Linked DNA regions of Homo sapiens: region 1 is linked to region 2. Evidence: read pairs that join two places in POLR2A ChIA-PET (ENCODE). Cell type or tissue: HepG2. All regions are shown on one strand. Each heading gives the region's core, and the rest is flanking DNA. Links, peaks and the distances in the headings are about the cores only.

The links. Peaks named below come from ENCODE experiments on the same cell type or tissue, not always from the same donor. Only the 100,000 strongest peaks of a DNase experiment are listed, where the experiment ranks them.
Region 1: POLR2A ChIA-PET joins it to region 2 with 5 read pairs; 2 of 35 experiments call an interaction of 5 or more read pairs at or near these places.

The regions. Positions count from the first base shown.
Region 1 is chr12:114,694,521-114,699,893 of GRCh38, forward strand. All of the region lies in intron 1 of TBX3-AS1 (TBX3 antisense RNA 1), which reads left to right. Among named protein-coding and RNA genes, the nearest start is that of TBX3, 13 kb to the left of the region's middle. RefSeq lists enhancers at 2,415-3,268, 3,269-4,123, 4,124-4,976. In HepG2, for the core only: no CTCF peak of the experiment used is centred there; no DNase peak of the experiment used is centred there.
Region 2 is chr12:115,419,625-115,424,997 of GRCh38, forward strand. All of the region lies in intron 2 of LOC105370003 (a long non-coding RNA gene), which reads right to left. Among named protein-coding and RNA genes, the nearest start is that of LINC02463, 460 kb to the right of the region's middle. In HepG2, for the core only: no CTCF peak of the experiment used is centred there; DNase peaks (open chromatin) are centred at 1,840, 2,457 and 4,047; H3K4me3 peaks cover 387 bases.

The DNA.
Region 1 (5,373 bases), core at 302-5,301, 720 kb before region 2:
TTGGCACCCATGGGGCCTCAGGGAAGAAGCTGAACAGCCTGTATTGCATGCAAAGACAGGAAGTTAAGGCGCCTGATTCCAGTCAGAATAAGGGCATAGGTGTAGAATTAGTAAGACAGGACTTAACATGTCCACGGAGCTGCAAGCGTCACCCAGCCCAGGATGAACCCCTCAGCTGCCACAGGAAAGTTTCCAGGCAGTGGTAGTAAAAACACTTTTTCTCTCTCTCTTTAAAAAACTTCCCAGTCCAGTGCACATGTTGCGCATAAATAAAAGTGGCTAATTGAACACTAGGTGAATCTGAATCAGTCTGAAGCAGAGAAGGAAGTACAGGACCCAGGCTGGAGATGGAGGTGCCCCAATTTGCAGGGGTAGAGAAGGAGTGGATTGCTTCCCACTTGGAAACCTCTGCTCTTCGCTTCTGGAGAGGCTCATCGGGAACCCCTGCAGAAGGTGCCCTTGCAGTCTCCACTGGATGGCCCTTAGGGAAGACTTGGCTGGTGGACAGTGTCCTCTGTGTGCCCCAGAGGGCCTGGCCAACTGGTTGGGTTGGGATGAGGCCTCGGTTTTGAGCCTCTGCGGTGGCAATTCCAGATATACCAGGAGGCCGAAACTGCTCCTGGAGGCTGGGGCAGGAGAGGGCCACCTGGAATCTGCCAAATGTGGGAGCTGGCGCAAGAGAAGTTAGGTGCAAGCCAGGAAGTGGGGGAAGAGGGTTCTCAGTGCAAACTAGCATCTCATTTCTAAAGCTCTGCCTGCACTGCATTAACTTCTGTTTACCGGGAAAGGTGTTGAGTGAGTGTGAGTGTGTGTGTATGTGTGTGTGTGTTTTGCGGGAGAGTGGTCTGGAAAGGACCACAGCCAGACAAGTGTGGAGATCTGCAAAGGGTACATGGTTTTAGGAACCTCAGGGCCCCACATCCCTTTTTGCAAAGGCCAATCTGGTGCCTGCCCAGCCCTGGTCCACTCGTTAGAAATTGGAGTGGCTGACCTTACCCCGGAACCAATCTGAATTGTATCTGGAATTGGAAACACAGGACTGTGTTCTAATCTAATCTAATCTCATGGGCATAGGACCTCTTAGAGGACTGCTCAGTCCATTGTATTACTGGCTTCAGTAGTCATTTGAAAGATTCTCTGTCAAGGCGATTAAGACCTCAGCTGAGAGTGGAGCTGTGGGCTACAATATTAGGAAGAATAAATTCATCCAACACTTATTGAGCTCCTATTGTGTACCAAGCAATGCCCTCACCTTTATGATCTTGTCAAAAGTTAAAGAGCTAGGCAGCAAAGAAAAAAGACTACTAACTATAGCCAAATAAAGTTAATAGGCTACACGGTCTGTGCAGGAGTGTCTAAAATTAGGTTTCCTATTTTGTAAGAGATAGGGTTCCTCATCTCTCCAGCTCCGATCACAGTGCTCATAGCTAATGGCTGCTCAATAAATAATAATTCAATACAGGAATGAAAGTCAAGAAAGAAAGGGAGAGAAGGAGACTAAAAGGGGCATTTTCTCTGCATTTGTAAAACAAATAACCACTTCCAAAGTGCATTTTTAAAGAACCAGTATTCAATTTGTTAGCTGCTCTCCCAAACGGATTCTGATATATAAAATAAGATAGTGAAAAGCAGACTTATTCTAAGATGGTAGTGGGAAGAGAGGTTTGGTATAATGGATAGAAAATTCCACTCCATCATTGAACAGATATTTATTGAGAGTCTTCTAGGTGCCAGATAGTCTTCAAAGTATTGGAGACAAGGGAGTGAATAAAAGATGGGTCCCTTCCAGCTTAATGCTTATGGTCCTGAGTTTTGTTCACTCCGGTAAAAATATATTATTATTCCCATTTTGAAGATGAGGAAAATCGAGGCCCACGAAGAGTGGGACAGGAGAGGGCTTAATTTCAAGATCTCTGGACAGAAAGGTCAAACTCAATCAGCCTTAGCTCTTCCACGCGCTGTGGAGAGGTAGGGCTGGGTGATTTTTTTGCTCCTGGGAGCCTTGGAAACCCAGACAGCGTTACTGACCTGGTTGGCGGAGGTCACCGCGGGCGCCAGGCGTGCGCGGGAGCTGGAGCTTAACACCCAGCCGCTGTCCCGCAAAAGACTTTCCCGGATCTGCTCACCCCAGCTCCCAGCTCAAAGGCCCTAACTTCTAAACTCTCCGGTCCGTTTCTTGCACTCAGAGCACACACCTTGCCTACAAGTGGGTAGTACTGCCGCTCTGCACAAACAGAAAACTTTGGGATAGACAACTAGGGAGTCTTGCGCCTTCACATTGTTAAAAATTGACAGTAAAGAGGTTTCCATAACCCCTCCCCCGCCGCCAGGGTTTTATGCTTCTGTACAGACTTCTCCCCACCGCTAGTACCCCAATGCTCACCGTAGTCTCTGGCACATGCAGTGTGTTCATCAAATGTTTGTTGATTGACCAAATAAACTATTTTTTCTTTAATTTTTGTTTTAAAAACAGAACCAAACTAAAAAATGAATTAGTGATCGAATAAGAGGCAGTGGGGTGAGAAGCTCCTTTTGCCGACGCCCTGGGAGGGGGTGGAACCGGCTTAGGTCACCCATTCGTTTTCCAGCAGCCGCTGGGTTACTTCCCACCAGCTTTGCAAAGACGCCTGCGATTTCCTTTGGTCTACAGTTCTGTCCTAGACTTCGTTCGGCTGATCGATGAAGGAGACAAGCTGGCCCACGGGGAGGTCAATACAATCGATGCGGACCTCGACGAAACGGAAGAATCTCGCAGGTTCCTGCGTGCTGGGTTCCACTCAAAATGTTTCAGGATTTAGGGTTTCTGCCTCCTCGCTGTCATTATGGAACTGGACGGAGGATGGCGGTGGGTGGGTAGGAAGAAGCCTCAAGGCCCATTCAGATGAGCCTAGGGGTACACCGGGCCCGGAGAGCGCCCCCACCCCCACTTCCACCCAACTGGTGTAGCCCATACCACCGAGTGGTGAAATCATCAGAGCTCCCTAGTAGATTTCGTTCTTGAACTTCTCGGCCTTGGAATCAGACGCCCGGGTCATTGCGCAGCGGGGCCACACCCCTTAGCTCCGGGTTCCTCACCTGAGAAATGAGTTTCTTATAAAATGCGATTTATTGGCGAGAACATTTGTGAAATACTCAGGAAGATGACAATGTTCTAAGAGTTCTCCCACACATCGGCTCATCAACTACAATAATCTAATGAGGCAGGAGCCTTCTCAGTGATCTCCACTTTCCAGACGAGGAAACAGAGACACGCAGAGAAAGACAGAGGCTTGCCCGAAGTCGCACAGCCAGTGTTTTGGGGAGCTGGAATTTACCCTGGGGCTTGTCTAACTCGAGTCCGACTTTTAACAGCAAAACAGTAGGAGTCCGATACACGCACACAGTGGGTACACAGTAGCGATCTGTTTTCTTTATATCTTCGCCCTTTAGGAAGAGAAATTCCATCTAACCCTTTCCCCGCGCAGATTTGAAAACTGCCTGTATTCTTTGGTCCCTTCCTTCTGGAAGCAAATGCAATTGGTGGGTGGGGAGTGCGAGTCTGACAAAAACCTTCTTAAACTCTGGAAATCCAGATCTTTACCGCCCCCTCTTTTTTCAGTACGAAGGAACGAGGGGAAAGTGCGCGCGCGCGCGCGCGTGTGTGTGAGTGTGTGTGCGTGTGTGTGTGTGTATGCGCACGCATGTGTGTCTAGAATCAATACGGCCCAGACAGCCCTTCACAAAGGGGCTCCAGGCGGGCGCCTCCGCGGCACAGCCTCCGCCCCACCGCCCGCGGCGAATTAATTGGGCCCTGAAAGAAGGGGCGACATAGCTTCCAGTTAATTAGTCAAGAAATGAATCAAGTCCCAGCGGCCTGGCAGAGGCTCTTGGGGCGCGGGTTTTGTGCAAGCCACAATGGTCCGTGGGGCTCTCCCCTTGGGCGGAGTGGGGCGCGGTGGGGAACACAGCTTGGACGCCTAGGCGTCCTGAGCCCGGCACCCTGCGCGCAGAGCAGACCCAGGCGCTCTCGCGAGCTCTAGCGTCCGTCATGTTTCCTCTCTTCTTTTCTTTCTTTTTTCTCTTCTCTTCTCTCCTCTCCTCTTCTCTCCTCTCTCCCCCTTCCTTTCCCTCCTCTCTCTCCATCTCCCTTTCTCTCTCTCTTCCCCTTTCCCCTTCTCCCTCCCTTTCTATCTCCCCCTTCCTTTCTCCCTATCTCCCTCTCTCTCCCTTTCTCTTTCTCTCCTTTTCTCTCTCTCCCTCTCCCCCTTCCCCTCTCCATCTCTCCCTCTCCTGACCTCTCTCCCTCTCTCCCTCTCTCTCTCCTCACTTCTCTCTTTTTTTCCCCAGTTTTCACCATCACCGTCCCCCTTCCCCCTCCCTGGTTCTCTGCTGAACTTTGTCCAGGTTTCCTACCTGCAGGCGCTCCTCCCCTCACCCCAGCAGCGGCCCTCTCCAAACTCTCCTCCCTGAGGTTGCTCTTTCTAAAGCCTCAACCTCAGCCTGGCAGCACCTGGGGCTGGGTGGTTTCGGGATGTCGGGAATCCTTGACTTAGGGGGAAAGGATGGAAATGAGCCCTGGCTTTGGAGCCCAGAGGCCTGAGGTGTGTTGCTGGATAGGTTCTTCACCCTTGGGTCACCTTGGATTCACCCTCTCCAAGGCGGTTAGAACCCTCTGAGATCATTCAGGGCTTTGAAAGGGCTTGGTAATGGCGACCTGTGTCCTCACTCCACGGAGATTTAGAATTAAGGCAGACCTGCAACACAGGAGCAATTATTGAGTACCTGCGGTGTTCTCATCTAACATTTCTTCTCAAGCTCTCCCGCGTCAACTAAGGCACTGAAGATCCGGGTGATCGGGTGTTTTCGTCAGAAGCAGCTCTGTTGGGGGAAGGGAGGGCAGGCACAAATCCTAAACCCAATTTTTTTCAAGGCCTTTTTTTTTGAGACCGAGTCTCACTCTGTTGCCCAGGCTGGAGTGCAGTGGCATGATCTCTGCTCACTGCAACCTCTGCCTCCCAAATGCTAGCAATTCTCCTGCCTCAGCCTCCCGAATAGCTGGGATTACAGCCACGTACCACCATGCCTGGCTGCTAATTTTTTGTATTTTTAGTAGAGACAGGGTTTCACCATGTTAGCCAGGCTGGTCTCGAACTCCTGACCTCAGGTGATCCGCCCGCCTCGGCCTCCCAAAGTGCTGGGATTACAGGCATAAGCCACAGCGCCCGACCATATTTCAAGGCCTTTTTGCTCCACGTGCTGGTTGCCCTACCAGAACTAAACGGACAGAACTCGTTGCTCAGAGAAGTAGAGACACTTTCCTGGAGTCACACAGCAAAGGAGAGGCAAGGCCGAGGGTTCCCCCCTCTAGGTGGACATTGGGTTCCTGTTGCCCGC
Region 2 (5,373 bases), core at 125-5,124:
AAGTTTACAATTTGATAAATTTTCCAAAAGGAATACAACATAGAACAGACACATAGATTACCCAAAAACCACATTACCAGCCCCCGACAAGTCCCTCTCATCCCCCCTCCTATTATTAACACCTCCTCCCACAAGGTACCCCTTATCCTGACTTCCAAAATCATAGATTGGTTTTTACCTGTTTTCACACTTTATGTAATAGAATCATACACTATGTCATCTTTTGTCTTTGACTTTGTTTAGTCAACACTGTTTGTGATATTCACACGTGCTGTTGTGTGAATTGAAGATTATTCATGGTCATTGCGGTGTATTATTCCAGTGCATGAATCTACCATTGTTTATCTGTTCTACTCTAGATGGGCATCAGGGCAGTTCCCAGATTGGGCTACTATAAATAGTGCTACTATGAATATTCTGTTATATGTTTTTTAATGACCATATGAGCACATACATTTCCATGAGATTTTCCACGTTGGTGTGCAATTGTTGCATCGGAGAAAGACACATGTTCAACTTTAATAGATTCAGCCTGTTCTTTTATAGTGCCAATTTATTCCTGCACAAGAAAAATAGCTATGATGTTTTGAGCACTTACTATGTGTCCAGTATTTCACTGGGCCCATTACATGGGCCAACTTATTATATCCCTACAAACCTGAGAGTAGAATGACGTTAATACCCCCGTTTAAAAGACAAGGTAACTGAGTCCCTGGGAGGTGATATGGTCTGGCCAAGTTCACACAGAGAGTAACTGAAAGAACTGAGATATGACCCAAGGCCCAGCTGACCCCAAACCTCACACTTGCCGTTTTGCCAGTTATGGCAGCTTCTGTTTGGAGTGTGATATGGTTTAGGATAGAGTTTTGAATCATCACATATTGGAATACTCAAAAGAATGAATGGCTGTTTAATATCCATCTCCTCTGGCTGGATTACTTTTCACGCTGCTCACCCCACTTCATCTAGCTACCTTTATTTGCCCCCTCTCCAGATCTCAGAATAGATGCCACTGCCTCTGAGAAGCCTGCCCTGATGTTCCATGGCTAGGTGCTTCCTCTAGCCCCGAACTTCTTGCCATGACCCTTTATGCAAATTATTTTGCTGACCTCTTTAATGACATTTGATCTCATTAGAGTGCATACTCCACAAGGGAAGACTGAGTCTCCTTTGCACAAAGCATAGTACTTGGAAGAGAGCTGGCCTTCAATGAATATTTCTTGAATGAATGAATACTACTTTCTGGAACCCCATAGGCTCACAATCAAGAAAAAAAAAATAAAGAAAGAAGGAAAAGAGCATTTTAACTTGTAGTAGATGTTTAAGACTGGAGTAAAAACCAATAATGCATCAGTCTTCAGCACAGTGGGTCCCCTCAGGACTGCACGTAGGATCCTGTACAGCCTGGCATGTGTTTCCCTGAGGCTTGTAGTTCTGGGGATTTGGTCTGAAACACTCGCGTAGCTTCAGGATAACCACACTGGAACGTCTTTTCCTTCTTTGCCATGTAGACCTGCTCTGATTTCAGAAATGTTATTATGATGCTGAGTGAGAGGAAGATTAGAAGGAACTGAATGTGTCTTCCGTACCTTTGTGTGAACCAAGACCTTACGCATAGACTTAGCTCTAATATCAAGGCCACCTTGTAGGTCCTTTGGCAAGTTCTTTCTTTTATTCATCATTTTTGTCTACCCTTTGACTCCTCTAGCGGCCTGTAAGTCTTTGCAGGCAAGGTCTCTGTCTTGTTCATCATTATATCTGGCACCTGCCTTCATCTGTAGCCTTATCTCATGTCATTCTGCCCCATTCACTAACCTCAAGCCACGCAATTTTTTTTCTGCCTTGGGAGCTATGTATTTAGGCTCATTTCTGTCCCAGGTCTTTTGAGCTGTCTATTCTTTCTGCCTGGATGACTTTTTCTCTTTTCTACATGTGACTCAGCTGTTCTCATTTTCCAGGTTCAGATTATATGTTTCCCCCTTAGAGATGCCTTCCCTGGACACTATTTTTATTTATTCTCCTTTATTATTTTATTGTTTGATAATACAGCTGGGAAATGTTTTGCTTGTTTCTTTACATGTCTAACACCTGCCTCCCTATCTAGAAGTGAGTCCTTATAGAGGCTTAATCATATCTATCTTATTCCCTTATATTTCTTCCAGCTCCTAAAATCAGAAAACTCACTGAATGTCTGTTGAATGAATTGATATATTTCACAGCACTGAGCACAGAATCTAACACATAGTAGACAATCGATCAATGTTTGTTGAATGTATCAGAAATTCTAAGACAATCCCCCAACCCTCCACCCCCTCTCCAAAATAGCTTTCATTCATTCATCCAGTCGGTCAGCAAACATTAACTGAGCAAATACCAGGTACATGTACAGAGTCAACAATGCAGTATTCCTTATCTCAGCAGACAGAGAAGCCATTGAGTTGGTTGCTTCAGCACAAATCCTTGGTTTCATCCTTGATTCCTGTCTTTCTCAATGCACACCCAAACCATCAGCAAATCCTATTGATTCTCCCTTCAAAGTATACACAGAATCCTTCCGCATCCTATCACCTCTACCACGACCCCTCTGGCCCTGAGCGTCATGATCTCTCATCTGGACAATCACAACAGCCTCCTAGATGTTCTCTCTGCTTCTGCTTGTGCCCCGCTATGTTCTGTCCTTCACAAGGCAAGCAAGATGTCTGTTACAGTAATGTAAGCCGTATTATACCCTCACCCTGCTTAATGCCTCCAATGACCTGAGGTCAAATTACAATAAAACCCACACCATAGCTTGCAAAGCCCTATGGGATCCGTCCTTTGCTCACCTCCCTGACCCCATTACCTCACACCTTGCCCCTGCTTTCTCTGCTCCAGCCACACTGAACAACTTGCTCCTCCTCAGATACCCCAGGCACTTCTCACCTTTGCATTTTCTCTTCACTCTCTCCAGAATGCTTTCCCCTGAGAACTACATGGTTCTTTCCTTCACTTCAATCACATCTCTCTTGAAATGTCCAAAAATGGTCCCTGATTTTTGTTACTAAAACAGCCCCCGATCAGGATGCCTTGTCCTTATCCAACTTTATTTTTCATCTTAGCATTTAAAACTGCTTAACAAACTTGCTTGTGTCTCTACAACCTATTGGAAGCATCATGAGAGCAGAGTCTTTAAATGATTTATTCACTGTCACATTCCTCAGCACACAGAAGAGCTTTTTGCATGTAGTGGGCACTCAGTAAGTAGTTGTAAAGAGAGAGAAAAAAGAAAAGAAGGAAGAAAGAAAGGAAGGAGGAAGGGAGGAGAGAAGGAGGAAGGGAGGAGGGAAGGAGAGAGAGAAAGAGAGGGGAGAAAGAAAGGAGGGAGGGGGGGAGTCAGGAAAGAAGGAGGAATGGAAGGGAGGAAGGAAGGGAGAGGAAGGAGGGAGACAGGAAACAGGGAGGGAGGAAAGAGGGAGAAAGGAAAGAGGAAGGAAGAAAGGAAAAAAGGAAGAAATGAAAGTGGAGAGTAAAGAAGGAAGGAAAGAGGGAGGAAAAGGGAGGGAAGGAAGGAAGGAAGGAGGGAGAAAGGAAAGAAGGAGGGAGGGAGGAAAAAGAGGAGGAGGGAGGGAGAGAGAGAGGAAGGAAGGAAGGAAGGGAGGGAGGAAGGGAGGGAGGGAGTGGGGAGGGAGGCAGGGAGGAGTGAAGGACTGAAAAATGAGATGAATGAATAAATAGAGAAGTGAATGAATAAATGATTGAGACCCAGTCCCTGCCACCTACAAACTCCCAGGATAAGTCCCAGTTCAGCTCCCTCAGAAGTCCCCTAACCAGTCCAATGTAACCCACTTTGCCTGCACTCATCATTGAGGGAGCCCCTGCCCAGCACTGCCCTTCCTTTCTCCACATTTCCCCCTTTGTCCTCCTCCTCCCTCCCAACCCCACCTCTGCCTCCCATGTTACAGATTAAAAGCAACAGCCAAGCTGGCATTTACTGACTGTCAAACACCTCTCTTAGTTTCCTCAGAACAAACAGACTCAGCCTATGTTTTTGTTTGTTTTCTTCCTTTTTCTAAGCTGCTGAGCTGTCCCTGGAATTGTGCAAGAGGTCACACGGAGGGACTGTCAACAGCTCCCTAACGTAGGTTCCTACCCCAGAAAGGGGGTCCAGGTTTTACAGGCCCAAGCGCTTGGGCAGGAACACACACACACACACAGGCTGCTGTTTGTTTTCTCCGACAGGTCGGGCATTTCCCCCCTGGGAGAGAGGAAGCTTAAAACACAGAAGGCCCCCTTCTCTAATTAGACATGAGAAACAGTTTGGATAAGCAGAGGCATGTCACCCAACTGTACAATCCCTTCCTGGAGAGCAGGAGGGTTGAAGCCTTTCAGGGATATTTTTTTTCCACTTTGTTTTTAAATTTTAAAAGTTTTATAAAGAAACATTTCATATATTTTATATAATATAATGAAAGTCAAAAGTCCCTAATAAAACCTTTAACTCCATATCTCCCAAAAAAACAAGAGTTTGTTGTTCAATCATGCATTCATTGATCCATTCAACAAATATTTATGGAGTGCCTACTACACACCAGACACTGTTCTAGCTTTTTGGGAGTGCAAAAGCAAGTAAAAGCTGACCTTTCCAGAAAGTTTCTCTTTGCAGCCAAAAATTTAAAAATGATCTATTACAAACAGGGGAGAAACTGGTCACTTCTGTGTCATCCCACATAACCCTCGCAGAGTGATTGTACTAGACACACTGTTTGGGGCTTCATTTTCTTTATTTAAACATACATCTTGAGTTCTTTTCCATATCCGTTCATAAACTTCTACCTTGTGCATTTCAGAAGCTGCACAGTGCTCCATTGTTTAGCAGTACCATAACGTATGGAAAGTTTTCTGTAGTTGGATACTTGGGTTATTTCCAAGCTGATTTCTAGAAGTGAGATTGCTTGAAAGAAGGAAAGGGTTGAAAACCTGACAGATATTTGCAAAAGGAGTGAAAGACTTTGAAAAGTGAAGGGTTAACTTGGCATCTACCCTTAGCTTCACATGCTCCGTCCATCTCATCTTAAAAGTAAAGAGGGTTTTTCCTAAGACACCTGGGGAGTTGGAGAATTCACTGACATTTACTGAACATAAAGGTATGTCTAACCTTATGAAATCCTGATTCTCCCTTGTCTTGCTGGATGATAATTGTCTAGTTATATATTGGTTTCTACCATGAGACCATGGGCTTCTGGAAAGCCAGGGACTTATCTTTCTAGTGCCTAGAATAGAACTAGAGACAGGGAGAGTACTCAGTAAAAGCCTGCTGAAGGAATAATTAATTTGAAAGGAATGAATGAGGTATCTATCCGAAAGAAAAGAAATTATTACACCAGTACTTGAATG